Linked DNA regions of Mus musculus: all the other regions are linked to region 1. The links are chromatin loops, found by intact Hi-C in ENCODE. Cell type or tissue: left cerebral cortex. All regions are shown on one strand. Region 1 overlaps Mark3 (MAP/microtubule affinity regulating kinase 3). Region 2 holds the start of Mark3 (MAP/microtubule affinity regulating kinase 3). Region 3 overlaps Exoc3l4 (exocyst complex component 3-like 4). Region 4 holds the start of Eif5 (eukaryotic translation initiation factor 5).

What was found. A loop is a pair of places that touch in the nucleus more often than their neighbours do. Peaks named below come from ENCODE experiments on the same cell type or tissue, not always from the same donor. Only the 100,000 strongest peaks of a DNase experiment are listed, where the experiment ranks them.
Region 2: a loop joins it to region 1, with 2.2 times the contacts of the local background. A loop is called at or near these places in 4 of 42 quality-filtered maps.
Region 3: a loop joins it to region 1, with 3 times the contacts of the local background. A loop is called at or near these places in 8 of 42 quality-filtered maps.
Region 4: a loop joins it to region 1, with 2.5 times the contacts of the local background. A loop is called at or near these places in 7 of 42 quality-filtered maps.

Annotation. Positions count from the first base shown.
Region 1 is chr12:111,643,927-111,651,926 of GRCm38, forward strand. Mark3 (MAP/microtubule affinity regulating kinase 3) reads left to right here. Exons shown (of 18, transcript NM_001370744.1): 15 at 3,545-3,802. Among named protein-coding and RNA genes, the nearest start is that of Ckb, 24 kb to the right of the region's middle. In left cerebral cortex, a CTCF peak has its summit at 4,556 (motif pointing left); DNase peaks (open chromatin) are centred at 2,412, 3,104 and 4,565; H3K27ac peaks cover 1,033 bases.
Region 2 is chr12:111,569,733-111,577,732 of GRCm38, forward strand. Mark3 (MAP/microtubule affinity regulating kinase 3) reads left to right here and starts at 4,789. Exons shown (of 18, transcript NM_001370744.1): 1 at 4,789-5,369. The coding sequence starts at 5,319. 2810029C07Rik (RIKEN cDNA 2810029C07 gene) reads right to left here and starts at 4,670. Exons shown (of 2, transcript NR_045295.1): 1 at 4,141-4,670; 2 at 2,585-4,008. In left cerebral cortex, a CTCF peak has its summit at 4,530; DNase peaks (open chromatin) are centred at 3,935, 4,709, 5,556, 5,756 and 1 more place; H3K4me3 peaks cover 4,169 bases; H3K27ac peaks cover 2,637 bases.
Region 3 is chr12:111,422,389-111,430,388 of GRCm38, forward strand. It overlaps Exoc3l4 (exocyst complex component 3-like 4), which reads left to right. Exons shown (of 14, transcript NM_001289487.1): 4 at 1-90; 5 at 1,005-1,659; 6 at 2,775-2,886; 7 at 3,106-3,228; 8 at 3,511-3,611; 9 at 3,744-3,824; 10 at 5,532-5,646; 11 at 6,070-6,189; 12 at 6,269-6,421; 13 at 7,027-7,148. Among named protein-coding and RNA genes, the nearest start is that of Exoc3l4, 9.0 kb to the left of the region's middle. In left cerebral cortex, CTCF peaks have their summits at 3,040, 3,862 (motif pointing right) and 6,720; DNase peaks (open chromatin) are centred at 3,058, 3,868 and 7,228; H3K4me3 peaks cover 1,016 bases; H3K27ac peaks cover 256 bases.
Region 4 is chr12:111,535,270-111,543,269 of GRCm38, forward strand. Eif5 (eukaryotic translation initiation factor 5) reads left to right here and starts at 2,832. Exons shown (of 12, transcript NM_173363.5): 1 at 2,832-2,970; 2 at 3,086-3,279; 3 at 4,139-4,418; 4 at 4,532-4,613; 5 at 4,861-5,033; 6 at 5,192-5,303; 7 at 6,437-6,576; 8 at 6,883-7,041; 9 at 7,411-7,572; 10 at 7,831-7,995. The coding sequence starts at 4,347. It overlaps Snora28 (small nucleolar RNA, H/ACA box 28), which reads left to right and starts at 5,677; the gene lies at 5,677-5,798. In left cerebral cortex, a CTCF peak has its summit at 3,452 (motif pointing right); DNase peaks (open chromatin) are centred at 297, 2,786 and 3,343; H3K4me3 peaks cover 3,366 bases; H3K27ac peaks cover 3,193 bases.

The sequences.
Region 1 (8,000 bases):
CATACTTCCTCCAAAAAGGCCACACATCCTAATAATACCACTCCCTAGACCAAGCATATTCAAACCACAACATTCCACTCCCTGGCACTTATAGGCTTGTTCAAACACATGTGTCTGTGGGAACCATACCTAGCCATCATGTAATGTAAAATACATTTAGTTCAACTTCAGAAGTCTCCATGGGCTACAACAGTCTCACCAATGTTTAAAAGTACAAAGTCTCTTCTGAGATTCATCCAATCACTTAACTGTAATCCCCTATAAAATCAAAATAAAAAGCAGATCACATACCTCCAGCATCACAGGATATACATTACCATTCCAAAATGGCAGAGAGGAAATCCTAGATAAAAGCAAGACCAGACTCCACACTCTGCATCTCCATCTTTTGCCCGATGTCCATCTTTTTTGCTTTGTTGACTGCAGCACAATTCTTTCTCTTTGGCTGGTTCCACTCCCTGTTAGCAGCTTTCCTCAGCAGGTATCTCACAGCTCTGGCATCTCAAACATCTTGGAGTCTTCAACATCACAGCTTTTTGTCCCAGTTTCTGAGTTCCACACACAATCTTCTGGGCTCCTACAAACAGCTTGGGTCACTTCTCCAGCTCTGCCCTCTGTAGCACTCTAGGCTCTGCTTGACTCCACTCCACTGCTACTGCTGTTCTTGGTGATTATCCCATGGTACTGGCATCTCCAGTACACTGGAGTCTTCCACTGCAACTAGGCTTCACCAATAGCTTCTGGTAGGCTTTCTTCATAATGACAAAGGTCAAATCCTTTACATGACCCCTTCAATCCTGGGCCATCACCTGCAATTAAGGCTGCACCTTCATCACCTTAACTGTCCTCTTACAATGCCAAGCCTCAGCTGTTCTCCATCACTCCTTCATGCCTTCAAAACCCGTACCACCTGGGTAATTCTTACACATTACCAAGTACAGCTGCAGCAAGAGGTACAACCGTGGCTATCTCTGGAACACAGCTTCTTTGTGCTCACAGAAAAGACTTCCCAGAAGATTTCACCTCCGTGATGTTGGTCTCCCCTTAATCACCACTAATTTCTTTTTTTTTTTTTCCTTTGTTTTTCAAGACAGGGTTTCAATGTGTAGCCCTGGCTAACCTGGAACTCACTCTGTAGACCAGGCTGGCCTCCAACTCAGAAATCCACCTGCCTCTGCCTCCCTAGTGCTGGGATTAAAGGCGTGTGCCACTACTGCCCGGCACCACTAATTTCTTAACCAGCATCAATTGTCCCATTAGTACCTCATGTTCTTCACTCTAAAGCCAAAGCTACATGGTTAAAGTTACCAAGTTCTGCTGCTTGCTGGAGCTGGAGCATGGCCCTCTTGTTCAATTACATTGTCAGCAGCTTTCTGTTTTCCAACTCCCTTCACTAGCCTCACAGGTCATCACTAGCCTTACGGGTCATCACTAGCCTCACAGGTCATCACTAGCCTCACGGGTCATCACTAGCCTCACGGGTCATCACTAGCCTCACGGGTCATCACTAGCCTCACGGGTCACAAGCTATCTCTGAAGGAAATCAGAGCAGGAACTGGAGGCAAGAACTGAGGCAGAGGCCATGGAAGAGCTCTGCTTACTAGTGTCTCAGCTTGGTTTCTTCTACAACCAGGACCACCCACCTGCCCAAAGGTGACTCCACCCACAGTGGCCTGGGCCCTCCCACATCGGTCATTAATCAAGAAAATGCCTAACTGACTTGCCTATATATAGGCCAGTCTTATGGAGGTATTTTCTCAACTGTGAGTCCGTCTTCCCAGATGATTCAGGGTTAGGGTTAGCACAGGACACTTTGTAGACTGCTGGTTTCCTTCTGCTTGAATGTTGAGAAAAATGCTATTGGGGCGGTGGGGAGGGTGCTTGTGCTCGCCCTTAATCCCAGAACTGGAGAGGCAGAGGCAGAGGCAGAGAGCTCTCTGAATAGACCAGTGTGGTCTACAGAGCAACTTGTACCATAGCTAGGACTGTGCAAAGAAACCCTGTCTTGGGAAAAAAGAGGAGCAAAACACTATTCCTATTAGATTTTTAAAATGAGACTAAGCAGAGCGGTCCGTGTGCGTAATGACGGTGCTTGGGAAGCAGAGGCAGGGGATCTTAACAACTTGTCGTAAGCCAGGCTAAAAGAGAACCAATTCCGAGGGGCCGACTCTATGTGGTGTGTCTGAAGCTGTTGTCAAGGTAATACTGAAGGCTTTCTGTCACTCTGACACTCTGTCCATAAGTGGTCCTGTGCTGAGCTTTCCCGTCTTGGTAAAAGGGCCTCAGTGCTCTTTATGAGGAGTAGATGTCTTCTGGATAGGAAGGTTCTAAACTGTGATGTAATGCCATAGGATGCTCTGACTATAATGACTAGTATGTCCATGATTTAGTCATTCATTTCAAGGGATACAGGAGAAAGGTACCATGTGCTAGCGCCAAGTTTTTACCAGTACATTTATATAGAGACATCTCCTTTAGGATGTGTTATTTTAGGCAGAGTTTGGAGAGCACATATAGAAGTAGTCAAACATATAAAAGTGTTATTTTCTTTAGAAAACGAGATTTTTAAGCTGCTATTTGCAAAACCAGTTACAGTGCAGTCAGCAATTGTCCCAGACCCCAAACAAGGTAAAGAGACTTTTAATCTCAGGAGGTGTGCAAGGATCTCGGGAGAGGGGGTGTGTTAGACAGCAGGCTGTTCTTTGGTCACTGTTCCATCACACTGTTGTTTCTGCCTCTGCCTGAACCCAAACCCTCTCCCAGCCTGACAGAAGTGTTCGCTTACGCAGCTAGCCCTGCCTCACTCTGTGCCACATCTACCTGTCGGCTAAGACATCAGAGGTCGATGTCCGTGTCAGCCTCTGGGCACCCCAAGATGGTGTTACCTCCAATAGACAGTGAAGGCGATACCTTCAAGGCTATGTAAGAAAATGCACACTCCCGTGAAGCTAATGTGTACCCACTGCTGCTTAGTTTTGTGCTGTGGATTTTATGGTCCCAGATTTTGTTGCAGTTGTTCGCAAGGTGTTGTTCCTCCATACAGTTTTAGTTAAGCACATCCTGTCCCGTTGTATCTGTGGTGTCTGTGGGTGTGGGTGCCTGTCTTCATGCCTTGGCATACTGCAGAGGGCATAAGAAACCCCTCTCCAACCTGCTTTCAGCATGTGGGATTTTATATTTATACCATCTGTGTGCTTCCAGAAGTTTTTGGTTGGCTGTTCTTTTCACATGCAAGTCTTTCTTTCCTTTTGTCACAGTTCTGTGTGGAAGCAGCTTGAAAGGGAAGTAGTGGGGGAAGCTGAGTTAGCTATTCTCCACCGAATATTAATCTTGATCTTGAAAATGTACATACACTGTACCCCTAAATTCTTTGCGCTGTCTCCTGTCCCGTGCCTTTCATATCCGACTGAGCTTTTCCTTCCAAGTCCCGTAGACCTGGATTCACAGTGGCTGGCTTCCTTCACTGTGTGACAGATAGATTGTGCCTGTAAGTCTTCCTGTGTCATGTTGGGAACAAAGATGTCTTTTTTTTCTGCTGTCCTAGCGCTATTCCAGATGAGAGAACTCCAGTTGCTTCAACCCACAGTATTAGCAGTGCGACCACCCCAGATCGCATCCGCTTTCCAAGGGGCACAGCCAGCCGTAGCACTTTCCATGGCCAACCTCGGGAGCGGCGAACCGCAACATATAATGGCCCACCTGCCTCACCCAGCTTGTCCCATGAAGCCACACCGCTGTCTCAGACTCGAAGCCGAGGTTCCACTAATCTTTTTAGTAAATTAACTTCCAAACTCACAAGAAGGTAAGTGTCACATGATGCTGATTCTGTTGCAACAACAGCAGCGAGAGAAGTAAATGCCCCTCCTGGTGTTTGAGAGGCTGCTGCCTGGGCCCTGCAGTCTTCTCAGCTCATGTGCTTAGACTTTTAGAGTTCTAAAATAGAATTACTAGCCTTTGGGAAGAATTATTCTTCTTCAGTTTTGATTTATATTGTTCACACATCCATCCACATGGCATACCCATTGCAGTTTAGCAGTCACAAGAAAACCAGTGTCACTGTGAATGCCTCTAAACCCGCAAGAATCTCTCTCTCCCCTGAGTCTGGCTTGTTACTAAGCATCCTAACCACTGAGCCATCTCGCCAGCCCCTAAAACTGACACTTCAATAATCATTTGAGTGTCATTAGAACCCTCCAACTTGTCTCCTTTTTGCTCTTTTGGTAATTTGCAGTGATTTAAAATACCAGCACTTGGGAGCTGTATAGGTGTAAGTAAGAATGATTGCTAGATAAGCATGCGGCCACAGACTCATTGCTCAAGCCTGTGACCACAGCACTGTGGTGGACAGAGACAAGGCAGCTGTTGAAGCTTACTGTCTGCTACACTAGTTTCACGTTCAGTAAAGACCCCATCTTAGGAGCTTACAGAGATGGCTCAACAGTTGAGCTGCTCCTGTAGTGGCCCCAGGTTCAGTTTTTTGTGCCCACATAGCAGCTCTCAGTTAGCCTAACTCAGTTCCACGTAGCAGCTCCAGGTCCAGGGGCTCTGATGCCCTCTTCTGGCCTCCATAGGTACAGCATGCGTGTGGTGTGCTTGGTGCAGACAAAAGACCCATACATGGAAGGAAGGGAAGGAAGGAGGGAGGGAGGGAGGAAAAGGAAGATCCTGTCTGCAGGAGTGAGAGCAAAATGCCTGATTCTGTCCTTTGGCCTCCGAGCTCACTTGCCCACACACCACATAGATCCAAGCAGGAAACAAACAGCGGTATGCCGCAATGGGGTTGTCGAGATGGTCAGTTGCCCTCTGACCTTCCCCTGTGGGCCGTGTGCTCACACTCACACAGGCATATTATATGAGTGGATAGCATACACATAAAATGTTATTAAAGGCGTGTACTTGGTAGGCAGAGGCAGGCATATTTCTGAGTTCCAGGCCAGCCTGGTCTACAGAGTGAGTTCCAGGACAGCCAGGGCTACACAGAGAAACTCTGTCTGGGGGGAGGAAAAAGTTTTTAAAGACGAAAGATCAGCTAATATGTGAAGGCTAGTTTGTGCTAAAATACATAGGGAGGTAGCTATGTATGTAGTTTGTTGGTTGGGTTTTTTTCTCTTTTTTTTTTTTTTGGTGGTGGTGGTTTTGGATTTGGTTTTCTTTTTTGTTTGTTTGTTTTTGTTTTTGAGACATGGTTTCTCTGGCTGTCCTGGAACTCACTCTGTAGACCAGGCTGGCCTCAAACTCAGAAATTCCCCTGTCTCTGCCTCCCGAGTGCTGGGATTAAAGGCGTGCACCACCACCACCCGGCTGGTTTTCTTGTAGATCTATTAATTTCATGTGTACAAGTGTTGCTGAAATGCATGCCTGTGTACCACATTCATGCCTGATGCTGGAGGAGGACAGAAGAGAGTGTCAGGTCCCTTGGAATTGTCATCTTGGATGATTGTGGGACATCATGTGGGTTCTGGGGATCAACTTGGGTCCTGTGAACGAGCAAGTGCTCTGGCTCTCTTCAGTGTCTGAGACAGGGTCTTCTGTAGTCCTGGCTGTGCTAGAATTTGCAGTGCAAACCAGGCTGGCCTCAAACCCACAAAGATCTACTCTGCCTCCCTAGTGCTAGAGTGATAAAGATGTTCAAGTCCACACCTGACTTTATAGTTATTCTCTACCTATACATATATACTTGTATATTATGTAACATCGGGCTCATGCACATTGTATGTAACCTGTGTAACTGCGCGCACACACACACTCTTAAAAATAAACCAATCTGCCAGACCTTGCAGGCAGTATATAGCTCCAGCCCAGACACAGGACCTCGGATCGGTCCACATGATCCCAAGCATAGTGTAGGTCTTCAGTCTGTTTTCCACTATCTTTCCTCCACCTTATTTGTATATTAAAAGACATTTGGAGGAAGAAAAATTAAGAAAAGTATGTAAGTTTTATGTCATCAGTACCTTTTGACTTAACTAGAAAATCAGGAATTGAAGTGTATTTTAAAAACTTCGTGAGCTGGTGAGATGGCTCAGCGGGTAAGAGCACCCGACTGCTCTTCCGAAGGTCCTGAGTTCAAATCCCAGCAACCACATGGTCGCTCACAACCATCTGTACTGAGATCTGACTCCCTCTTCTGGGGTGTCTGAAGATAGCTACAGTGTACTTACATATAATAAATAAATAAATCTTTTAAAAAAAAAACTTTGTAAGAGGTTCGAGGGCTAGCTCAGGGTAAACACTCACTACACTTTATGAAAGCCCATGTTTACCCCACATGTCTGCTGAGGTTGTCTCCTACTCCAGCTCTACACAGTCCATCACCTTTTTTTGCCTTCCTTGGGCCCTGTTACCCTTACATACAGGCAAAACCCTCATACACCTCATACAACCTTGTTGTCTAGGCATGTAGTTCAGAGATGTAATCCAGAAGGCCTGAGCCAGATCTCCAGGGCTGGGAGAGGGGGGTGGGGACTGGGAATCATTTTGAAATAATACATATTTTTGTGGGGTCTAGTTAAGAGTATTTTACATGCACAGTCTTCTATATAGTGTTTATCCTGCTGGGTACCATTGTTTGGTCTGTATGATGTGGACAGCAGTTAGTTGTCTGTAACATAGACTATAATGGAATACCTTTCATTCTGTCTAAGCAAGTGTGTCCACCCTCTGGTTCACAGGCTACATGCACTCTAGAATAACTGTGGATGGCGCCCAACACAGTTACAGATGACAAGGGCAAGAGTTTGAACTTCCCTAAAAGCAGTGCAAAGATAAACCCCAAAGGAAAAGTTCAAAAACTGTGTTACACCGTCATGTGTGTGTCCATTATAACACTGGACTGACTGTTCCTACTGACACTTGCCCAGAGGTGCCTGTTGTGAGAAAGATCTTGTCAGATTCTGTTTGGTACAGCATATACGCCTCTTTAAATTTGTTGTTGTGTTTTAGTTTGGTTTTGTTGTTGTTTGAGACATGGTTTCCTGTAGCCCAGGCTGGGTTCAAACTCACTATGTAGCCAAGGATGGCCTTCAAGACAGATATGCCCAGTCATGCCCCATTCATGAAGTACTGTAGATGAACCCCAGAGTTTTCATGCATGTTATGCAAACACTACCAAGCAGAATTACCAGCCCTACCCCCTTTTTAAAATACGTGATCTTGCTATGCAGCACTGGCTCTGGAAGTTGATATTAATAGACCTGACTGGGCCCAAATTTACAGCACTTTCTACCACTGTCGAGCTAGATTGTAGGACCATGCTATCACACATCGCTCAGTGATGATCCGTTTCATGTCTAAACGACTTGTAATTAGAGCTTGTGTGTTTATGCAACAGAAGCAAGAGTTCTGCTCTTTAGATAATCTGTAGACATTTGAGAAATGGTATTTATTACATGTACATCCCAAAGTACTTGTTAGACGACATTGAATTTGCAGGCGTGGTGGCAGATGTGTAATTTCAGCACTCAGGTAGGAAGCAGGTTGCAGATACAAGGCCAGCCTCTGATACACACAGCAAGTCAGCAGTAGCATGACTGTGATCATGATCATGTTCTGTTTGCTTGGTTGGGTTTTGTGGGCGGTTGGGGTTTTGTTTTTGTCTGTTTGTTTTTGTTTTCAAGACAGGGTTTCTCTGTATAGCCTAGCTGCTCTGGAACTCACTCTGTAGACCAGGCTAGCCTCAAATTCAGAGTTCCACCTGCCTCCTCTACCTCCTAAGTGCTGGGATTAAAGGCGTGTGCCACCACACACACTGTTCATGATAGTTTTTAAAGACTGAGTTTTGTTTTAAAAGATTTTTGTAATGAATTTAGTTACTATGGCTAAACAAGTTTTTATGTTTCAAATTAAGAACCACACTCAAATGTTTACAATAATTTTACTTTTCAACAAATGCTGCTTTTATTAATATTGACCAGAAGAGGAGCCCTGATGTTTGTTTTTGTTTGTTTTTTCTATTCTTTCTATAATTAGATTTTCTGTTTAATTTGTAAAAGTCTTTTCTG
Region 2 (8,000 bases), 74 kb before region 1:
CACGTCTGTGTGGGGGTCTTGTGCACGCATGTGTCTGAAGTGCCTGTAGAAATCAAAAGGAGGCGGCAGATTCTTTAAAGTTGGAGGTAATTATCAGCTGCCTAGTGTGTGGCCGAGACCCCAACGCTTGTCCCCAGTGAGAGCAACACCCGTATTTAACCAATGAGCCATCTTTCCAGCTCCCTTACAATTTCTGAAAATCAGCCAGGCACTGTAGTGAGCTCCTTTGATAGGGAGGCAGATGTTGGTGCGATTTTCCCTTGGGAGGCTTTTTTACTGGGTTCTAATACCTATTACCCTTCCGACCCCACAACACTAGGTAGGAGAGAAAGGTTACGGGGGACGGGGTCATGGCCTCTTTCAGCCAACAAAATAGACTGCTTCCCGATGATTAGGGGCATTGGGTTCCCTGGGACTGTCCAGTCTTTGCCGTCAGGATATCTCCAACCCCTCGTCTCTCTGCTCATGAACACTTGACAAACCGCACCAGGAGCGGCAAGGGGAGCAGCAGCCTCCTTGGCCCTCTTGGGGAGCTTCCATTTATCTCCTCTTCAGAATCCCCAGAGTTCAACTATCTGAAGCTGGCAAGGATCTCACCCCTGCTAGTGCACGAGGCAAACCATAATCACCTGCTATGAGGTAGCCTCTTATCCCATACCTGGGATTAAAGCAAAAAACATTCACATATCATAACTGTTTTTTTTTTTTTTTGGTTTTTCGAGACAGGGTTTCTCTGTATAGCCCTGGCTGTCCTGGAACTCACTTTGTAGACCAGGCTGGCCTCGAACTCAGAAATCCGCCTGCCTCTGCCTCCCAAGTGCTGTGATTAAAGGCGTGCGCCACCACACCCGGCCATAACTGGGTTTTTAAAGAAACCAAAATTCTCACTACTGGCAGAGGCAGGCTGATCTCTGAATATGAGGCCATCTGGTCTGGTCTACATAGCAAGTTCCAGGCCAGCTAGGGCAATATAGTTAAGACACTATCTCAAAACAATAACTAAGGCCAGGGTGTGGTGGCACATGACTTTAATCCCAGCACTTGGGAGGCAGAGGCAGGTGGATTTCTGAGTTCGAGGCCAGCCTAGTCTACAAAGTGAGTTCCAGGACAGCCAGGACAAAGAAACCCTGTCTCGAAAGACAAAAAACAAAAACAAAAACAAAAACAAAAAAACCCCAATAACTAAGAATTTTAAATTTATTCATTTGTGTGTGTATGGTCACACACACGTACCAAGGCAGGTGTAGAAATCAGAGGGAAACCTGCAGGACTCACTGCTATTCTCCATTGGGTCCTAGGGATTGGACTCAGGTCAACGGGCTTGGTGGCAAGCACCCGCATCAGATGAGCCACTTTGCCAGCCTATCTTCAGGTAAATATTTTGCATAGAATTGTAGTATTGTGGAGCATGCATAACTTGGCGATTGTTGCTAATGCTACCAGCTGTAGTTAAATTCTTCCAACATGTCATTTTAAAAAATTGTTTTGCCCAGGCAGTGGTGGTGCACGCCTTCAGTCCTAACCCTCTGGAGACAGAGGCAGGTGAATCTCTGAGTTTAAGGCTATCCTGGTCTACAGAGTGAGTTCCAGGGCAGCCACTGATACACAGAGTAACCCTGTTTTGAAAACAAAACAAAACAAGCAAACAAATAAATAAAACCTAATTAAAATGTAAATACTATTCAAGTGTGTTTTGACTATGTGTGTATATGGGAGCATGCCTTGTACCTAAGGGCCAGAAGAGGTCGCTGGATCCCCTGGAACTGGAGTTTCAGAAAGTTGTGAGCTGTCGTAAGGGTGCAGGGAACTGGACAAAGGTCCTCTACAAGAGCAGCAAGTACTTGTTACTGCTGAGCCATCTCTCCTGCACCCTGTCTTTTTTTCTATGTCATCTTGGCAGGACTGGAACTCTCTACACTAGATTGGCCTCGAACTCATGGATCTTCCTGCCTCTGCCTTTCATGTGCTAGAGGGAGATTCAGAATGTGAAGTGCTCGCCATGCAACTACAGGGACCTGAGCCTTATGCTCGGAGCCCAGATAAAGAAGACAGGTGTGGTGGTACATGCTTGTAACCCTAGGGCTGAAGAAGCAGAGAGCGCAAGATCTCTGGGGCCGGCTGCACAGCCAGCCAATCTGTGGGGAGCTCCAGAGCAAGGAGAGACCCTGTCTTTCAACCGCTGGGACACAAGCGAGCTGCTGTGCCCACCTGGAGTTTACGTGGATTTGGGAGATCCAATCTTTTGCTTGAGCACCGAGACCTTTAACCGCTGAGCCATCTCCCCAGCCCTGGGTGCATTTCTGACTTGCAGTGGGTTTGTTGTTACGATGCTCAAGGTAGGAACTGCTTCAGTAGGAGGACAGGAAACAGACTGGGCATGCGGGGTGTACACTTGCACTTTCGGCCTCAGGAAGGCTGAGGCAGGGTAGGAACTGAAGGCCAGCCTGAGCTGCGCAGCAAGACTGTCTAAAAATAAATAATAAAGGGCCGGTGGGGGAGAGAATTGGCTTGAGCCTGAGCTACGCTGCAAGACTGTCTAAAAAAATAATAATAAGGGGGCGGGAAATCAAGCCAGAAACAAGAATTATGAAAAGAATAGTTTAAAGTTTAATTGCTCCATTCCTCTGGACACAACCTCGTCCTTCTCCAGCCCATGCCCTCCTGGTCCCCCTCTCCCTTTTCATGGGCCACAGATATGCTTGCTGCTTCCAGCTCTTTACGGTGAGTCTACATCTCGTCAGCTTCAATTCCAAACTTTATGAAAACTAGGAGGTAGCTTGAGGTGAAGTGCTGTCATCTTTACCCCTAACCTCTGGCATTCATTGACTCAGAGTTTAATGTGTCGCTTGAGTGAGGAAGTCCCCCTGGGGGAAGCCTCGTGACCAGTTACTTCTCTGGCCCGTGTGGGTGCTCTGAAGTGTCCACAGACCTCTGTAAAGCTCCTGCCGGAGAGAGGCTGACAACCTTCTGGGAAGTTTCCCCAATTCTTCAGGAGCCAGTGCTGAAGCACCAGAATTCCTCAGGGTGGAGGGGAGAACTTGTTTCGGGCCATGTCTAACTCTCCCTGGCTCCTGCCTCTCACATGCTCCTGTTGAATTTCCTTGGATTCACCCTGTTGTTTCTCACCTCCGTGCTTTTCTGTATTAGGCTAAACTGGGTGTCTGACAGGCCCTAGGCATCACTCTGTCTCTTCAGCTATCATTCCATCTTCAGAGTAAGTATGCCTTCTGTAAGTCTCCCCTTAGACCCACGAGTGGGATAGGATGCCCTCGGTTGGTCTCTTAGCTGTGGAGCACGTGTCCACTCATCACAACCTACATTTCAGTTGAACTGTGTGGAGCAAACATTTGATTCAGAGGCTTTCCTCTGCAGTCCTCTGCTTAACCAAAAAGGGAGAAAGAGAATAACATTTAATAACCCATCTGGTGCCCCGAGCACACCCCTAAGAGGGTGAGATAGGAGCTCTGAGTGCGTCTTGGCCCCGGCTTGTTTTGTCTTGGGACCCTCTGGCCTCTCTGGATGTGATGCTGGTGTTTGAAGATCTGTTGTTTCACAAAGCAGGATACACCAGGATATCGGGGTGTTGGGGGGGCAGAACCAAAGCAAGCAAACAAAACATAAGAAGGAAAGAAAGCAAAGTTTAGTCACTCACAAGTTTAGCCATTTCTAAAGCTGTAGGAATGGGGTTCAGATCCTTCTATAACCAACACCACCGATGGCCTGGGTAAAGTAACCAACTTACCCAGACTTTAGGTCACGTGCTGTGCCTGAGCATCTTATGCGGCTACACTGAGGCTTAATGAATAACCGGCACAAGGTGGACTATTAGTAACAGTTTGTCTTACCCCGGCTCACATAGCCCTCCCTCCTCTACCAATGGATTCTCTCCTTAGAAGACATAAAGAGGTGACACGCTGAGCAGGCCTTCTAGAAGAGGCAGCATATTCAGAGTTCCACCTGCAGGTCACTCCCTGGTCCAAGCCTGTAGCAATATCGCTCTTCAGAAGACTGAAGTAAGAGAGGGAGAGGCGAGAGAGGAGGAAGGAGAAAGGGACAGAGGGGAAAAGTGAGGGATAGAGGGAGTGAGAGAACGAAAGGGAGAGGAAGAGACAGAGAAATATTGATTATATAAGCCCCTACCGGCATTTAGGATCTGATCCTGGGGGCGTCTACGTGATCTCATCGAGTCCCTCTTCCCAGCTTTTTGTGCTACCTTGTTATTTTATACTTCACTCTTTCATCCGAATGGGTATTCAATTGAGCCGGCTCCGATAACCAGTGGCTCCTTAGTCAGAGGCAAAAAAGTTCTTTGGCTGGATGCTAGATGCCTCGGTTACGAAGCAGGAGCCTGGCTCCTTCCTCTTCAGCTAGACCAGTGACTGCTGCTTCGCTGCTGGAGCTCCATCCTTTGCAGCGTGGCCGCGGGAAAGAAAAGTCAATTTTTGCAAACAGTAGGCTCTTCATGTGTAGTATAATCCAGACAGCCTAGATCTGTACTCTGCAAATGCCAGCCCAGCAGTCGGGCACAGGATGCCCTCTAGGGAAGTGGTCCGGAGGGGTCAGGGATGCCCAGGCAATCTGGACCATTGGAACTCTCCGCCCGCTAGAGAGGAGACCAAGCAAGACCTTTCCGACGGCACCACCCCCTCAGACCCAACAGGACGAGTCGCCCCTAGCAACAGCAGCCGGCAGCTAGCTCCGACCGCGCTGATTGGCGGAACTCCAGGCGGCCGTAGCGTCACTTCCGGCAGCCGGAGGCAGCGGAGGAAGCCGAGGCGCGGCCATCTTGAGTCTGTAAGGCTCCTGAGGTGCCGGGAGCGGCGGTGGCAGCCGGCAGGGCGAGGCCGGGCGGAAAGCGAGCCGGAGAAGGGAAAGCAGCCGGGCGTGGGCGCCTCCTCCGCGGCTCCCTCCATGGTCGGCGCCTGCAGGCCGCGGCGGCCTGTCTTGCGCTCCATCTCCGCTCCATCCTCCTGCGCTGCTGCCTCTTCAGGGGCTGCCGGCCGCGCCGTGTCGAGCCCCCGGGGCTGAGCTCCGCGGCGCTGCGGCTGCGAGCGGCGAGGAGGCGCGGGGCCCGCGAGGCCCGTGAGGTGCCCTGAGGCTTGCGGCGGCGGCCAGCCGGCCCGCTTCCAGTGCGGCCGCCGGCGCTGGGGGAGAATGAGCCCCGGGGCCCGCGGGCGCACGGCCCGGGCCAGGCCGGAGATCTAGACTCCGGCCAGGGAGGGCAGGGCCCGGAGGCTCGCGGCCGCTGCTCGCCGGCCGCCCAAAGCTGGGCGGTTTTGTTTTCGCCTTGGCGTTGTGCGGAATCAAAGCGCAATAAGATGTCCACTAGGACCCCTTTGCCAACGGTGAATGAACGAGACACTGAAAACGTGAGTGGACTGCGCTGCAGGGTGGCAGACCCTCAGGGTGGTAGCAGGGGGATCCAGCCCAGATGCTCCAGGCAGGGGTCAAGGCGCAGCCCTGTCCTGCGGCGCGCGTGCGGCCTGCGCGCTGTCCTTACGGTCGGCTGAGCATTACCCGTCCGTGCGCTGCTGCGGCCAGTGCGCGGTTGAACACAACTCTCCTCTTAACGTCGGGCAGGGTCTGAGCCTGCCAGTCAGACCTAGGTGCAGATTAATAGGATCCAATCGGGTCGAGCGGAGCGCCCTTTAAAAGGGGACTAAGTTTAATGACAACTGCCAAAACTAAGTGCCCCGTGGAGAGATCCTTGTGGGCCCCCGTAGTTCCCGCACTCACAAGAGTAGTTCTCTGCTCCAGAGCCGCTGCCTTTATCAAGGAGTAGCTTCCCGTCCTTGGCAAAGCTAAATCTGTTCGGAAGCAGCGGGCTGAGTGTTTTGAGAAGCAGATGTGAAGCTCTGCTCTGTTCTGCTGCCCGGCCGAGGGACACCCACTGGGTTGCCTTTTCCTTCCGCTGCAAAAGGTTGGCTTGGAGTAGCTCTCAGGCCCGGTCCAGTGTGCACACCCAGCAAATCTATGTAAAAGGATTTTGTTGGAAAGGACCTGCAGAACCAAACCAAACCACAGCCTGGAGCAGCATTGCTAGGGAGTGACAAACGTGTAGTAGAAGTTCTACTGAAGAAATGTTTGACCTGCCCAAGTGTTTTTTGAACTCTTCTTCCGCATCGGATTCCAAAGTGTTCCAGCCTAGCTTTGTCCTCTGTAAAGCATTTAGTAAATAACTTGTAAAGAAACTTCACTGGCCTTTCATTATGCGGAGCTATGAGGTAACTGCTGGCAAGAAAATGCAGTCTCTTTGGAAAAGCTTTCATGCTTCGGGTGTTTTCATGCTTTGAAAACCATCCTTAGACATGGTGACCTAGTGGTATCAAATGCCTTCATTTTAATCTTCAAAATGACACTTGTGCTTGATAGCTATTAGGTAATTTAATCTATTTGGTCTAAGTCATCTCTGTGGTGTGTTACTATACAGTTGTATATGTTCTTCCCCCTGAGATAGATAGAAGATTTCCTAACTGGGAGAGCTTAGACTAGACCTTTTCCCTCCTCTTCCTTCCTCACCCTTCTCCCCTTCTTTCTCTTTTTTTTCTCTTCCTCACTTCTTTGTTCCACAGTTCTTGCTGTGTTGCTTGGGCTGTCTAAGGGAGCCTCTGCCTCAGTTTCCCCACAGCAGAGGATACAGACACATCCACCTGAGACCTTTCCTCTTTATGTTCTTTTGAAGAAACTTATCTTTGACCTGATTGATCATCATATTCTTTGGCTACCCTAAAAAATGAAGCAAGTAAATCAGTTGATTGGCTTTGATCATTGAAATCAAAACTTTAGGTAGAACTAGAACTTATGCTTTCTAAATTGAAGAAACAGGTTTATGATAATGAAAGACACCATTTTAGTCTTCTTTAAATTTCTATACTATCATCTGTCTGTCTATCTAATCTGCCATGTCTGTCTGTCTGTCTGTCTGTCTATCTATCTATCTATCTATCTATCTATCTATCTATCTATCTATCTATCTATCTAATCTGCCATGTCACTGTGTAGCTCTGGCTATCCTGGAATTCTCTATGTAGACTAGTGACCTGCCTGCCTCTGCCTCTGAAGTGCTGGGGTTTAAAGGCATGCTCCACCCTGCCTGGCTTTAACAGTATATTTCATGGGGGTGGGAGGACTCAAGGAGAAGTAGTCTATTTTTAGTCTGGAATGCATGGTTTTAGGTAGTTATTTGTGATTATTTTAGACTGAAGTGGCTCATTCTTCCCATGTTCTTTGTCAATTTGTTAAGTTGTTTTGTGATTTTGTATGTGGTAGAATTGCTACCTTTGTTTTTAAAAACAACCTAAGGGCTAGAAATGTGCCTCAGTGATAGAGAGAAAACTTTAGGATGTGAAGGATGCCTTATTCTTTTTCTTTTTCCTTTTCTCTTCTTTTCTCTTCCTTCCTTCCTTTCCTTTCTTCTTTCTTTTTTTGGTTTTTCCAGGCAGGGTTTCTCTATATAGTCCTGGCTGTCCTGGAACTCACTTTGTAGACCAGGCTGGCCTCGAACTCAGAAATCCATCTGCCTCTGCCTCCCAAGTGCTGGGATTAAAGGCGTGTGTCACCACCGCCCGGCATATGCTTTTTGTTTTTGTTTTGTTTTTTTGGTTTTTTTGGGTTTGGTTTTTTGAGACAGGATTTCTCTATATAGCCTTGGCTGTCCTGGAACTCACTTTGTAGACCAGGCTGGCCTCGAACTCAGAAATCCACCTGCCTCTGCCTCCCGAGTGCTGGGATTAAAGGTATGCGCCACCACGTCCCGCGCTTTTTGTTTTGAAGATAGGATTTCTCTGTGTATATCTGGCTGTCCTGGAACTCACTCTGTAGACCTGGTTGGCCTCAAATTTAGAGGTCTGCCTGCCTCTGCCTTCTAAGTGCTGGGATTAAAAGGTGTTTGCCATTGGGTTGGAGAAATGTCTCAGCTACTAAGAGCATCGACTGCCCTTTCAGAGGTCCTGAGTTCAACTCCCAGCAACCACATGGTGGCTCACAACCATGTAATGGGA
Region 3 (8,000 bases), 220 kb before region 1:
CGGTACCAGAGAAGCCCTCCAAAGTCACAGATGGCGTCAGCAGGCAGGCAGCCACTGGGACAGAGGCTGAGGATCTGGAACCCCAGGCAGGTAAGGTCTCACACAACACCATGAGAGAAAACAGAGGGTAGAGGGGGCAGGAGCTGAGCTGGGTATCCCAGCAGACTCTCCTCGAGGCCTAATTCACCCAAACTCTGCCTTCTGCACACATTCTTTTAGTATCTAGCAAGGGAAGCCCTTTCCTCTCAACACAGCCTTTGGGCAAATGAGAAACATCGGGCTCAGCTAAGTGACTTGCTTAGTGTTTAACAGCAACCAGTAAGAGGTGGGATTTGAACCCAGATCTGCATGACTGTAGAGCTATAGGCCATGCATGGGACTTTCACAGCCTGGCCCCTTGAACAAACCCATCCTAGGCATTGGGCTCTGACCACAGGGTCACAGAGGTTCATGGAAGCCATGGTTACTTGGAGCAGCAGCTAAGGGTCAGTTCGGGGGAGGACAAATGGAACTTGGACTCTGAAGAAGGGATCCAGGCAAAGTAGAGAACTCCTTGAACACAGGGTGGGAAGAGAAAGGCACGGCAGAGAGACTAGCTCTGGACTTAAGGGCAGGACACACCCTGCCCGAGCTCTGACCCTATTAGACCTGTAATTACAGCCACGTATGATGTCACCAGGACCAGCTCAGCAGAGATGGAAGAGAGGATTAGGGGTCGGGGGTGCAAGGTAGAAGGTACTGGTTACAATATAGCCAGCTGTGCAGTCAGGAACTAACCCAAATTGCTGTTTTCAGCCATTTGTTTGGGGCCCTGTCACTGTTCCTTCTAATGTGACTATTAGCAGGGACTTCTGGCAGGTAGAGCAATTCAGTTGTGCACAGGACAGCTGGGCAGTGGCCAGGTGGCTCAGCCCAAAGCTCGCAGAGCAACCTAAATATCTGGATTAGTACCAGGACCATAGATGGGTTCCTCTCATTACGCCCTTTCTCACTTGCGGTTGCAGAAAGTAAATCCGTGGCAGACCTCATCACTGAGCGGCAGCTAGTGAAGGCCTTTGAACAATTGCGGTACCTGGAGACGCAGCTGGTAGCCGACAAAACTTCCCGCACCTTTACACAGGACCCCACCGCCTATGCTCGGCGCGCTATGGACCTTTGTCTACATTACGACGGAATGGCTGCGGAGATCGGAGCCATTGTGCGCGAGGCGCTGAGTTCCGAAGGCGTGGATCGAGACGCTCTAGCGGAACTGGCCCAAGTGGTACACTTGGAAGAGGAGGCCCATCAGACCTCCCAGGCCGAGGGTGATTTCTTGAGTACACCCCGCCACTGGCGTATGCATTGGGAGGACGCGGTGCGTCTCAGCGCTCAGGAGCGCGTACAGCAGGCAGGCGCAAAAGTCATCCCCGGGGCTGCGGAGGGCTCATCCGACCTAGCCCAGCTTCTGGCTGAGCTCGGCGGTGTGGTTCGCCACGACCTGCAGAAGGTGCGCTTAGAGATGCAGCCCGCTTACGAAGCCACCGACTTCCCAGTGTGGGAGACCTACTTGCGTGCCTTCCACAGCGCTGTGGCCCAGCGTCTACAGGAGCTGGCGCGAGACGCCCGCGGCTGTGAGCAGCTCTATGTGCTGTTAGACTGGGCCGCTAATGTCTATGGCAGGTGAGGCCTGAGCTAGGGTATTTTAGGCAGGAGCGGGTACCATTAACCAGCAGGAGATCACGGAAAACGGGTACAAGAGCATAGGACACCTTCCTTCCCCATCACTGGCAAAGGCGATGGGACACGAGGAAGACTGGGGACTTGGTCATCCTTTGTGCTAGGCTGTGTGCTCCCATCCCAGGTTTTCCTAAGGGACTACCCATGCGCAGATTCCCAAAGCTAGAAAGTCTCTCTTGTGTACTTCTCACCAGTGCCAGGAGCCCCATAAAGCAAAGCTAGTCCATAAGATGGCTGCAAGTGGGAAAAGGTGGCTTTCCAGGCACACCACCACCCAGCTTGCTGCCCCTCTGGGTGGGCATTCACATGCAGAGTGCAGCCTGCAGGGGGCTTCCAACCTGCTGTGTAACTAACTAGGGTGTTTTAGGTCCCCAGATGAATGGGCCCCAGCTTTGCCTCAGGCAGGAATAGGTAAGGGAGAAGGCTGCCGGAGTCCTGGCCTCTTTAAATTGCCAAGTGATCTCAAGCCACTATCAGCCCCTGTCCGGGACACCCTGATTTGGGTTAGATGGTGATGGGGCCGGGGGATGTCGTTTACAGCTCAGTCTTCGAATGTAGGCTGTCCACGAGGGCAGAGGTCACATTGAGGCCCATCTGAACGGCTCCTTAAGCTTTCTGAGCAGGACCAGCTGTTCGCTTGAGGGTCACGAAGTCTGCCCCTTCCGGAGGTTTCATGGGAAGGGAAGTGATGGCATAGAACTCTGGAGGGCAGGGGAGTGGAATGTGTCAACAGAAGAAGTTCAGAACTCTAATAATGACTTTAGACTTTTTTAAAAATGTATTTATTTATTATATCTTAAGTACACTGTAGCTGACTTCAGACACACCAGAAGAGGGCCTCAGATTTCATTACGGGCGGTTGTGAGCCACCATGTGGTTGCTGGGATTTGAACTCAGGACCTCTGGAAGACCAGCCAGTGCTCTTAACTGCTGAGCCATCTCTCCAGCCCCATGACTTTAGACTTTAAGCCAGGTTAGAGAGAGGAGGTAGCTGGTGGAGCATCAGAGGTCCGCCTGGGTCCTAACAACTCCCTCATCCCGGAATCTTGCTTTTTCAGTCCTGACTTCCTGGGCGCCCCAGACTTGGCGCTGCCCACCGAGCCGCTGCCCCCACTTCTAGAGCCTGCTCTGTGGGCTCGACTGGAAAGTGACTACACTAGCTTCCTAGAGGTGAGGCTGGGGAGGCCCCGGGCTCCAGAGGTTGGGTCCTACAGGAGGTTTGATGTGGAGGATAGGGGTTGTGCTGGCAGTGGTCCTGTAAGCGATGGACCATGACTGGAGTCCGGTGACGCTAGTCCTTGAAGGCGCAAAATGGAGTTTGGTAGGCAGGGGGCGCCCTTACCTTCCTCCTGGAAAGCTTCTCACCACAGGCCACTCCTAACCCTACAGACCAAGATCACAAGCTGTTTTGACAGCATCTTGCAGCTGGAACAGAATCGCTGGGAAGCCGACGAGGACCGGGAAGTACTGCAGGGCCTCTACCACGCGCCCCTGTCCATCGATGTGCACATGGTGCGCCCGGGAGGGGGTGAAGGAAGGGCTATGTTCAGGACTCAGGCTCATGTCGGAGATCCCTCAGAGCTAAGTTTTACTGAGAGAGGAACCTGTGGAGTGATCTAGACTCTTGGGGCACATGGCCAGGTTAAATCACAGCTCTCGGGTCTGCCGGTGAATTCTAGTAGCTGTGTGGAAGGGGGGGAGGTGACTCTCACATTGGGGCCACTGAAAACCTGCAGCGATGGGGTGGGCTGGGTTCGGGACTCAACTGCTCTCAACATGTGGCATCCCTGGCAGCTGGTAGCTGAGCATGTGAAGGCAGCTGGCGCTATCTCCGCGGAGCTGGAGGCCACTACCCTGCAGATCTGCGCGCGTGCGCTCTGTCTCTTTGTGCCCAGGTACGGGTGGCATTCTCTGTCCAGGACGGATACCCGAGAATGGGTGGACTGAGTGTGAGGCCCTCATCACGGTGACGACCTAACGGGGGCGCAGACCTGAAGTCAGAGAAATGATTTTTTTCTGACCCCCAGGTTTGAAAAGGCTTTTCTGGCGTCGAAGGCAGTGAGCGAATGGTACCTGGGTGCTTACATTAACGCCTGCGTGGAGCTGAGGTAGGTCGCCCCAGCTCCAGGACGTTGCCGAACACTGCCAGCAGGAGGCGCGCGAGCTCAGGAAAAGAGATCAGAAGCAGTGGCGGCTAAGGGCAGGAGTTGGGGAAGCGGCTTAGTGTGAATTCCTGTGGGTTCCCCAAGGCCTTCTGGGATTGTCCCCTCTTCACCTTGGCCTTAAAGTACTCAGCAGGGCTAGGGCCCTGGAACAAATGAGGGGCTTCAAGGCTGATCAGAGACTGAGGAGATGGGGCTGTCCTGGTCCCTGAGTTCTCTGTTTATTCCCTCCATCCCATTCTGTTCTTTTTCCTGAGTTACCTTCTCCTCCCAACCCCTCTACCTCCCCGCGTCTCACCCTGGACCATCCTGGGCGCCTCTTCCCTCAGAAAACAAGGTCTTCTCTATTTGGCAGAGACTGCTACGGGTACTCCAGACCATACCACATGCACACTTCCCCACAGATATGCTAGTCTGGGGAATACAGCCATCTAGGCCACCTTGTGGGGTTGGACCCAGCATTGCCCATTGTTAGCTGTGTGCGCTGGGGCAAGTCACTTCATCTCGGTGCCTCTTAACTCTTCTAACAAAGCCAGAGCCTGCTTCCACAGGCCATGGGGACTGAGTTCATATGGACTCTTAAAAAAAAAAAAAGATTTATTTATTTATTTATTTATTTAATGCATATAAGTACACACTGTAGCTGCACGGATGGTTGTGAGCCTTCATCTGGTTGTTGGGAATTGAATTTAGGACCTCTGTTTGCTCAGGCCAACCCCGCTTGCTCCGGTCTGCCCCACTCGCTCCAGTCAACCCTGCTCCCTCCGACCCAAAGATTTATTTATTATTAAAATAAGTACACCGTAGCTGTCTTCAGATGCACCAGAAGAGGGTGTCAGATCTCATTGCAGATGGTTGTGAGCCACCATGTGGTTGCTGGGAATTGAACTCAGGACCTTTAGAAGAGCAGTCAGTGCTCTTACCCACTGAGCCATCTCACCTGCCCCCTCATATGAGCACTCTTTATGAGCACTGTGATACACTATGTGCCTGCTTAATCCACCCAGTGTGACTTCCCAAGCCTAGGGTAGCCTGGGACAGGTGGGCAGGTGGATGCTGGTGCAACCAGTAACCCATGCAGCTGGGTACCTGCCCAGTGGGACAGTATCATTCTCAGAGGCAGGGATGAAGCTCATTGGAAAGTTTCTGCCGGGCCTGGCTGTGCTACCATGTCCCATCACCAAGAGGCATGGAGGTCTGACTCAAAGCTGCCAGACAGGACCAAAGCAGCCACCCTGTCACCCTGCTGCCAGAGTTAATGATTGGTTCTCAGGGCTTTGATGTTGTCCTTTTATTCAGTTCTGCCCCTGGGTGTTACTTTGCACAACTCCAGGGACATTACAAGCTAACTCAGGGATTCTCAACCTGTGGGTCCCGACCCCTTCCACAAAGGTATCAGATATCCTGCGTATCAGGTATTTGCATCGTGCTTCATTACAATTATGAAGAAGCAACTAAAATGATGTTATGGTTGGGGGGGTCACCACAACACAAGGAACTGCGTTGGGAAGAATAAGAACCGCTGAAAAATGAACGAACGGGAGGCAGACCAGTGCCTTGCCCAGCCTGCAGGGGTGTGCCCCGGGGGAGGGGTCTTGCTCCTCTGCCTGTTTTTCTGTTTCCAGCTCACTCCGTGTCTTGGCTCCTCCCCAGAACCAGTCTTCTGGCCAGGTTCCCAGGAACCATAAAGGAACTGGAGAAACCCCTAGTGGCTGCCACCAATAGCTTCCAGAAACATTTGCTCCAGATTGTACAGCAAGACATGCAGGTGAACTGGACACTTCTGTGCGCCCCCCTCCCTGCCCCCCGCAACCCCGGTACCCATCTGTGCTCTAAAGTCCAGGCCTAGGTCACACCATTCTTTTGCCCTCTGTGAGTTCTCCCAGAGCAAGGGTGGGTGGGAAGCACTCACCAACCCACTGCTGCTCCTTCTGTTCAGTGGGGTGGTGGGCCAAGAAATAAGGCCTTAAAGCTCCTTGACCAGACAGACACTCAAGGTGCACCCAGCACACACCCTAAGCAGGGCCTGACAAGACTCTTAGACTTTTCCATACCCATTGGAGGAAGCATTATGGGAAGGACCTAGTGATAAAACCTGTGCCTAGAAAAGAGGGCTGCACCAGGGAGCCCAGCACGGAAGGGGGTTAGAAACGGTGAACAGAGCTCACTTCCCATGCCCTTCTGTCCCCAGCCTCTATTTAAGGTGCTATATACCAAGAGCTGGCTCACACAGGACACACTTCGTCCCCTCATGGACAAAGTGGTGGACTTTGCACATCATCTTGAGCATGTGACCCCACCACTGGCACAGGTACCAGGAAGTGGGTGGCTGGCATGGGTGTGCAGAGCCCATGGCTTTGATCCTGACCACTACCATCTCCCTCTCCCAGGAGACACTGCAGGAGGTGCACCGTTTTGTGGTCCGCGAATACCTGGGGCAGGTGCTGAGGCCCCACGAGAGGTTCAGTGGCCAGGATCGACTGAAGGGCTCTAATAAGATGAACCTGGATGCCCAGGCCATTAGCAACACCTTCCAGGGCTTGGTAGGAGCAGCGTCTGACTGTCAATCGGGCTCAGTCTCTGGCCAGCAAACCCAGCCAGGAACCCCCTATTCTGTTGTTTTCATCCTGTAAAGAGCCCTCACGGCGGGTGAAGCAGGAGAAAAGAGCTTCCACTAGGCGGTTCTTCAGACTCCACAGGGAAAATGGCAGTGGGGCTAGACTCTAAAGGGGCGGGCACAGGAGGGGGTTTCACTTTACATTGTATTTGCATACATTTGTGGGTGAAGGCAAAGAAGGAATGAAGGTTATGATGGGCAAGGTCTGTGGGAGATCTTTCCCCTCTCGGGAGCACTTTGAGCCCAAACCCCTTATCTGGGCTGCTGGCCTCCTACTGGTGACAGGTTCCAATCAGCACTTTCCTGGTCAGGGCTCGGATTTCCCGTCTGTGCAGACAGGAAGAAAACTCTCCAGAGTCACCGCAGATGTGGTCTGTGGAATCTTATTCCCTGACTCCGTGGAATCTTCTTATGGGCAAGCCACCCGCGGCAGACACACGGGAAGGGTGTTTCTGGGCACTACAGGAGAGGTTTGTAGGCAGAGACTCCTTGGGGGAGATGAACCACGCACATATCTCCCTGTTTCCTTAGGGCTCTGAAGCCAAGTGGCTGGACCAAGCCATCCTGTCTGTGGCTGAGATCCTGGGCGAGACATACAAAGACGACATCCGGCGGCACCTGGAAACACTTATACGGAGCTACCCGGACATCAGGTTAGCAGATCCTCCTTCCCTCCTAGAGTCAGGGGTCACTGGAACCTGGCACTCGCGCCTTTAGCAAAGTGAGTGCAGGCGTGGAACGGAGGGAAGAGCGAGCTTGTCAGGGCCGAGAGAACTGTGGCTTAGTCGGGAAGCGAACCGCGACGGACCCGTGTGCGCATGCCCGCGAGGAAGGCGCACAGGGACCGCAGGCAAGAGGACCATCCCCTCCCTCGTGTTCTCCACCATCTGTGGACGGCGTGGCTCCACTCTCGGGCTCAAACCCTCTCTGGAAGCTCTCTGAGGCCTCGGCAGCCATGAGGAGGCTCGTGTGGGGCAGTGAATCATCAGAGCCCTTGGAAATCCCGGCTTGGCTCTCTCCAGTGCTCTCGGAGATTCCGGGATGGAAAGATCACTGAAAGCCCCTGGTCCAGCCCCTTCTCTGGCTCCTTGCTGCTCGCAGCTTGTTTGTTCTGGTAGATTTTGAATACGGACAACAACGACCCGACCCCGTTAGTTCCTTCTAAGTTTTCAGTTTCCCTACCGCTCCTCGGGGGTTCCCCAACTGGTGTTTGGCCCTTCCTCCCTGGCTCCAAAAGTGGTCTTGGATGGCTGCGGGGAAGCAGTGGGGACGCAGTGACTCAGGGTGCCCCTTTGTACCTATTCCACCCACGTCCACCCCTCCACCACTTCACCTGTCACCCTACACCCCCACCACGCTCTGTCTTGCACACTGTGAGGACATTCCCCAACCTGCCGCCTGGCCTGGCCTGGCCTGGCCTCTACCTCCCTAGCATTCTGCCAGTTTCTGGAGCCTTCCCTAGATCAGAGTTCTTGCGTTGCCTCTGCACAGAGCTTCTTTCCGCT
Region 4 (8,000 bases), 110 kb before region 1:
GATTTTGAATTCACTTTTGGTCATTTAGGGATCAATGCCTTTCACTATTGCCATAGTTTTTATGCTGTTACACAATCCCATACGGTTGCAAAACCCGCAGTTTAAGAAGCTGTGATTTAGGGCACCAGCCCTCAAGGCAGCCAAGGCTTCTGCACTCACCAGATAACGCTCACTCCCTTCTGGCATCTCTGACACCTTGTCTTCTCTGTGCGCACTTAGGTATAGGCTGGTGTGCCAGAAGAAAACATGCTCGTGTCCTGTAGCTCCTCCTCCAGCACGAGCCAGTGATTGAAGTGACTGTGTGCAGCCTTCAGAGCTGAGACCCAAATGTCATAAAGGGTGTGGAGCAGCTGACCCACCAGGGGGCTCCTCAAAGTGGCTCTACCTAAGTGCCCACAATGTCTGACTGCTCAGAAACGCATACTTCTAGTTCAGGAAGAGTTGGTTTTAAAACTCAGGGGACCAATTCAAACTAAAGAGACTCAGAGACACCAATGTCTAAGCAACCAGCCAGTCAATTTCCTCATTTACCTCTGCAGCAACTATTCATGTCAGCTATCCAGGGCCAAAATGCACAGCCCATGGACAAGGATTTCATAAGCACCAAGTGTCCATCGCTTAACAAACTGTAAGTACCTGGCTGACGGAAATAACATCCAAATGAGGTGGCGACAGAAATAGCAAGGGAAATGATGCAATAAGCTTGGTGTCACACAAGCTTGCGTTCAGAAGCTGCCTACAGGATATTAAAGGGCTGTTGTCACCTGTAAAGCACAGGTCTAACACACCCCTTACCAGACTATTAGTCACTTACATACAAACTGCCCACTTAGACTCCTCTGTTTACTAGGGAGGGCTATGTCATACGCTGACCCAGAAAAGCTCTGAGAGCCAAGAGAATTGGGCACACATGCTAGTTCTGTAAGTTACAGAGGAAATGACCTTGGAAAAGCAGCTTCATCCCCCCCCCTACCCTCAGGCTTCAGTTTTCTTGTTTGTAAAATGGGTGTAAAAATTCCTCAGTATTCAAGGTCTTCTTAAAGCTGTAGGATATTAGAATCTGATAAATGGCGTGATTACGAGTACTTCTTATTGTAAATAAATAAAATTAATTTAAAATTTTTTACAAAGCACTTAGCTGGGTGTGCTAGTACCTGTCTGTAAGCCCCTACTAGGGAGGTTGAGGCATGAAGCTAGCTATGAGTTTGGGGCCAGGCTGGGCTACATACTGAAAGGGCATCAAAGTGATTCTTAGAAGTTGTCCATAATAACAGCACTAAAAATTAAAAGCAACACTAGCATAAGCTTTTATATTTTCATCTCCTTTGTGGCTGTCCTGGAACTTGTTATATAGGCTAGGCTAGCCTGCCTCTGCCTCTGGAGTGCTAGGATTAAAGGTGTCAGCACCCCTGGCTCCTACAAACTTTTAAAATGAAGTTAAACATCAGGCCATCGAACATACAGAAAAGACCACTTTGTATAGTGTTACCAAAAATACTTTTGTGAGACAAGCCTCTTACCTCGGACTGGTTTCACACCCTTTTCTGAGAGTTTCTAAAATATTGCCATTTGAGTTCAGCCAAGCAAAAACTCAATCTTTTCCAATACTGCCAAGTCATGATCCATGGCTCACAGAGGCACTGCCTGAGATCTTTCCACTTTAACGAGGGGGAACCTGGATAAGCACAGAGCCGTAAAAACTGTAGAGCCATGGACTGTGAAATAAAAGCTACAGAAGAGACACAAATCTTTCAGTTCTGCATCTTGTCTTTAGTCTCCCTCACGGACATGGTCAATTAGCTTTACAGAGCTTTTAAGTCATGGGGAAATAACCTTGGATTTGGGCAAAATAAAATTGATCTTTCCATTTTAACCTTGTTACAAATTCTACTGGCGTAGAACAAAGGGCAGCCCTTCTTCCACAACACTGCTCTTTCTCCCCATCCAGGAAACCAGGCAGCTGCTGACTAAGCCAGGCTGCTGCTCTCAGAAGCCCTGGGAAGGTGGAACAGGTATTTCTATATTATTAGTTGGACTCTGGGATGATTTCAACTCTCAGTCGAAACTTTTACCAAAAAAAGAAGTTTTTTTTTTCTTTTAAATAATGGAAGAGTGTCTAGGAAAGAAAAAGTCCGGGCTCCTCTTCCGAACATAAATTGTTAGTAAATAAAACACTGTTGCCTCCTCGGGTGCACCTGCAGGGAGTCACAGTCACCAACCAGCCTGGCCTTTACAGACCGGGCTGGGCTGGACGGGGTGGCCCTACGTGGCGACTGAGCCCCGAGGCGGGGGGATGGCCAAACCTCGAGGCACAGCCGGACCTGACTGGGGTCGAGACCACCCTAAGTTGCGCGGGGACCCAAGCTACACAAAAAAAGGTTTCTATCGTGGGAAACCTCAGAGCCACAACCGCGGAGTCTCGGCTCGGCGGCGGCTTGGCTCCCCGAGCTCAGGGAGAGGCACCATATGGGATGACAGGCACGGGCCAGGCAGCAGGAAGGGTGGTGGGAAAGAGGCAAGGGGAGCCGCAGTGTCGGGAGCCTCCTGGCGCGGTCCAGATGAGCAGTTAGATCACGCGTGGCCCACAGAGAAGCACCGTGGACATAGCCGGCCCGGCCCCGCCCCGAGAGAGGACTAGGCAGGCGCCATAGTGCCTGAACGCATAAACTCAGAGCGAGCCGGGCTATCGCGAGACCGCGAAGGCCTCTGGGAAGGACGGAGTTGGGGGGGGGAAGGGAAGGGAAGGAAGCTGGGACAGGCAGGAGGCGGGCCGAGACCACGAGTGGAGCCCCAGGAAGTGGAGGGCGGAGAAGCGTGAGATCGACGTGCATGCGAGCCAATGACAAGAGAAGTTGGGAGGGCCTGCGGCCAATAAGCGGTGGCTGCCCGGTACAAGGGGCGGGCTCCGGGGCCGAGGGTAGCTTGAGCGCGGCGGCGGCGTTGTTCAGTCAGAGCGAGAACATTCCAGAGGTGAGTCCGCGGGGGGCGGTGGCCCGCGCCCCTGCCCTGCGCTCCCGCCCCTCCACCCCGCGGGCCGCCGGCGGGGGCAGGCGCCGCCCGCCGCTCACTGCCTTGTCCCCGCCAGGTCGCCAGGCTCGGCGCTGCTGGTGTGGACGCGGACGTCGCTGGGACAGTCCCTCCCGCTGCTCGGCGGCGGCACCTGCCCAGCCGCCCCTCCGCTCGCCGCCGGCCCCGCCGCTCCGGACCCGGTTTCCAGCGCCTCTTCCTCCCAGTCCCGGGCGAGCCGCGTTGGGTTTATGTCTTTATTTGACGAAAACGGTGAGTCGCGGGCGGCGGGCCATGGCGGCGGCAAGATGGCGGCGCGGCCGCGTGACCCGCCGCGCGTGTGGCGCAGTTTGGGGGGGGCCGGGCCGTGCGGGAGCGCGCCCGCGCGCGCGCCGTGGCTGAGTCAGGCCCGGGGCGCGTTTGTGACTCAGGGAGGCCGCACCTCTGCCCCGCCGGCCGCCGGAAGGGGGAGGCCGGGCGACGGGCTGCGACCGTCGCGTAGCCATGGGGACGAGGGCGAAGGTCGGCCGTGCGCCGAGGGAGCGAGGGGAGGGAGCCCGGGCGCGGCTTCGGCCGTGGTCCTCGTGCTCCGACGGAGCCAATGGCTCCCAGCCTGGACTTGCCGCCCTGAAGCCCCCGGAGTCGCCGAAGCCGCCCCTCGGCGGTTGGCAGGTCCGGCTCGACGTTTCCCGTTTTACCACGATGGCAGCCGGGGGAGGCGCCATCGGCGAAGTTGGTGGCCCCCGGGCCTGAAGTGAGGGAGAGAAAGGGCCCGGATCCCCTTTTCGGCAGTTACAACGCTGTCGCTCGGCCGGGGCAACCCATGACTCGCCGGTGGCCTTTGATGTGACAATCTCCCGGCGGCTGAGGGAGCAGGGTTTGTGTTCCGTGTTGTCCTCCTCGTTTCGAGCAGTTTCCCTGCCAGTCACAACCCGTGTCAAAATGGTGGCCTCCTGGGTTCCTGGAGTTGTGCTTTGTTACATGGGGATGTCAGCTGTTTTCTCACAAGGACTCGGGCTGTTAGAGCTCGGAGTGTTAGTTGTGTGAGGGACTCGGGGACGGGAAGTTGTCCCGGGGAGGAGTGATGCTAAACCTGTAGGGTTGTTGTGTGTTTTCTCCTTTTCTCTTTCAGAGCTGTTGCGCAGCCATTGGTACCTGTATTGGGGAAACATAGCATACAAGCAAGAAGCTTACAGCCTCAGTGGCGAAAATTTTTTCATGTCAGAGACCGAGAACTCTTGCAGTCGTTTATGTCATCCCTTCTTCTCCAGACAGAAGATACCAAAAAGTTGCAATCAAAGATCTCTTCATCTTATTGATAAAGTCACTAATAAGCCAAAATGTCTGTCAACGTCAACCGCAGCGTGTCAGACCAGTTCTATCGCTACAAGATGCCCCGTTTGATTGCTAAGGTAATGCTGGTTTTTATTTTAGTAGCCTGTTGGTCCGCACACTCTTGATAGGTTTTGAAAGATTACATTTCACAGGGAAGACAGTGCAAAATTGAAATTCTTATTTCCTTTAGGTTGAGGGCAAAGGAAATGGAATCAAGACAGTTATAGTCAACATGGTTGACGTTGCAAAGGCGCTTAATCGGCCTCCAACGTGTAAGTAAAGCTTGGAGAAGCCTGAAAAGGTATATTATGGCTATAGTTTTTACAGTCTTTGAGCTATACATCTTTCCTCAATCATGTTAATTAGCAAGTTGGAACTGCGGACCTACTTGATTGGGTGTCATTAAGCCACCCTGGCTGTATTTCAGTTTCCCTGTAATTTTAACACGGTGAGTTTTTGTATATTCACGTGCAACCAGTGCTTTAGTTAACTATAATGGAATGTCTTGTCTTTATACAGATCCCACCAAATATTTTGGTTGTGAGCTGGGAGCACAGACCCAGTTTGATGTTAAGAATGACCGTTACATTGTCAATGGATCTCATGAGGCGAATAAGCTGCAAGACATGTTGGATGGATTCATTAAAAAATTTGTTCTCTGTCCTGAGTGTGAGAATCCTGAAACAGATCTGGTGAGTGCCTTTTAGGTTTTTTTTCAAGACTATCATGAAGAAAATTGGGTTAAATTAGTACTTTAGATGTCTTCTGGCACTTTTATAATGTAACAAAAACTTCTATCCACTTTTCCTTTTTGGCTGTAGATGACACTTGTTTTTACTTTCCTTAATAGCATGTCAATCCAAAGAAGCAAACAATAGGTAATTCTTGTAAAGCCTGTGGGTACCGAGGCATGCTTGACACACATCATAAACTCTGTACATTCATTCTCAAAAACCCACCTGGTAAGTCTTTTTAATAAATTGACTAGTAGAATAAAAGAAGATTTTTTTTTCTGTTGTTGCTATATAAGAATACACTATGAGCTCATAAGTGAATTTTATTGTTTGTTTGTGCATGGGGTTTTTGAAGACAGGATTTTTCTGTAGCTCTGGCTATCCCAGACCTCTGAATCAGGCTGCCCTCTGCATCTAAAAGGGATTAAAGGCATTCACCACCATGCCTAGCTCTGGACTTTGTGACTTTGACTGTAAGACATTGGAAAATGTCCTGTTTTATGTAGCAATAAGGGTGAAAAATGGCTGCTAAACCAGATGTCTGTTGTTAAGAGTCAAGGCTTATCTATTAAGCTACAGTGACTTTAAAGCATTGCAAGCAACACTCTGTGGCAGATGAACAAAACCGTCTGACACAATTTGAGCTTGCTATAGCAAGAAAGTCTAACCTATTCCGGTGTTCTCTTTCCCCATGAGACAAGCCGTTATATAGGCTCTAACAAACTTTTTAATTGTTGAATTGATCAGGTTTTGGATGTGGTATTGTTTAAATTTATGGGGCAAACTACCTGATACTAACCTTCTAATCTTCAGCCCCAATACTGTGTGTCAGTACTACTTCACCTTATTTTATAACCTGTGAAATATAGTAGTGTATTTGATCCCTGAATCCCCTCAGAATTCTTAGGGTGTTTTTTTCAAGACAGGGTTTTTCTATGTAATATCCCTAGCTGGCCTGGAACTCACTTTGTAGACCAAGCTGGCCTCAAACTCAGAAATAACTGCTGCTGCCTCCCAAGTGCTGGAATGGAAGGCATTTTTTTGTGTGGATGTTCTGTGTACATGTATGTCTGTACCACATGCATGCAGTGCCCTGGAGGCCAGAGGGGAGGGCATTGGATTCCCTGGGACCAGAGTTGTGAACCACCATATGGTTGCTGAGAATCTGAATGAACAACTTTTGCAAGAATAAGTCCTTAGTTGCTAACCAACCACGCCATTCAGAATTCTAAATGTCGTTTTGTTTTAATCATGTTGGCTTTTTCTTCAGAGAGAGAACTATGATAGGTGAGACGGTAGGATTTCAGTCTGATAGTGATACATGAACCATAGGGCTAAATTAACTCTTCATTTCCCTGTAGAGAATAGTGACATTGGTACAGGAAAGAAAGAAAAGGAAAAGAAAAATAGAAAGGGCAAGGACAAGGAAAATGGCTCTGTATCTACCAGTGAGACACCACCACCTCCACCACCAAATGAAATTAGTCCTCCACATGCTGTGGTGAGTATAATGCTATTAAAATAGTGTGAAAAACCTGGTATTAAAGTAAAAAATTCCTTTTTAACTTAATATACAACGCTTAATTAAAACAGTGTGCTATTTATTGGGTGGTGGGGGGTTGAGTTGAACTAAACTGACTATTTTTAGAATCCATTTTCCCTGTTTAGCATTTTGATTTGTTTTTGTTTGCACTAATGTGAAAGGTAACATTTTGTGAGTTTTTGACATGGTCTGTGGGCAGAGGTGCTTGATTCTGTCAATGTGACTAGTTCCTGTACCTAATGATCTTGGCTTTTGTGTAAATAGGAAGAAGAGGAAGATGATGATTGGGGGGAGGATACAACTGAGGAAGCTCAAAGGCGCAGAATGGATGAAATCAGTGACCATGCAAAAGGTCTGACACTTAGTGATGATTTGGAAAGAACTGTAGAAGAGCGTGTTAACATCCTGTTTGATTTTGTTAAGGTAAATTTGTATAGATAACTTTTTCTCTGGTATCTTTGAATTTATTTTTTGGGTGTCTTTTGTTTTCAGTCAGGGTCTCTGTCTAAGCCCTGGTTTTCTTGGACTCCAGTAAACCAGGCTAGCCTCAAACTCACGAAGACCCCCAATTTGCTGAGATAAAAGGCATGTGTCACCACACCCTACCATTCTTTGAATATTAATAGAAGGCTTGCATTTACGTCCTTGCTTATTATTCAAGAAATGTATTGGAAGATTTACAGTGGGTGTTGAACTGTCTTTGGCAAGTGATAAATTGGGTAGAAATCATAGAGAAGGAGGACAGCTCTCAAGCATAGCAAAATATGGCTATATTAAAAATTTTTTTTTCAGAAAAAGAAAGAAGAGGGCATTATTGATTCATCTGATAAAGAAATTGTGGCTGAGGCAGAAAGACTGGATGTAAAAGCCATGGGTCCTCTTGTTTTGACAGAAGTTCTCTTTGATGAGAAGATAAGAGAGCAAATCAAGAAATACAGGCGCCATTTTCTAAGAGTAAGAGACATTTTTTAGGTTTATTATCCATGATTGTCACCTTAGGGCTATAGCTTTAAATTCAGACCATTATATTACCTCCTGAAAATTGATAACCCCCACTTTTTACCGATTCTGGGAGCATCTCTAAATGGTAAGGGTGTCTACATTGACCTTTTTGAGCCATTGTTTCATAGGCTATTCTTTGAGAAAGTAAACGTGCTTAGTAGATACAGAATTGTAGAGCTGTAAATGATTGTTGATGCTGTCTACCTGCAGTTTTGTCATAACAACAAAAAGGCTCAGCGGTACCTTCTTCATGGTTTGGAATGTGTGGTAGCAATGCATCAAGCTCAGCTGATCTCCAAGATCCCACACATCCTGAAGGAGATGTATGATGCCGACCTGTTAGAGGAGGAGGTCATTATCAGCTGGTCAGAAAAGGTGAG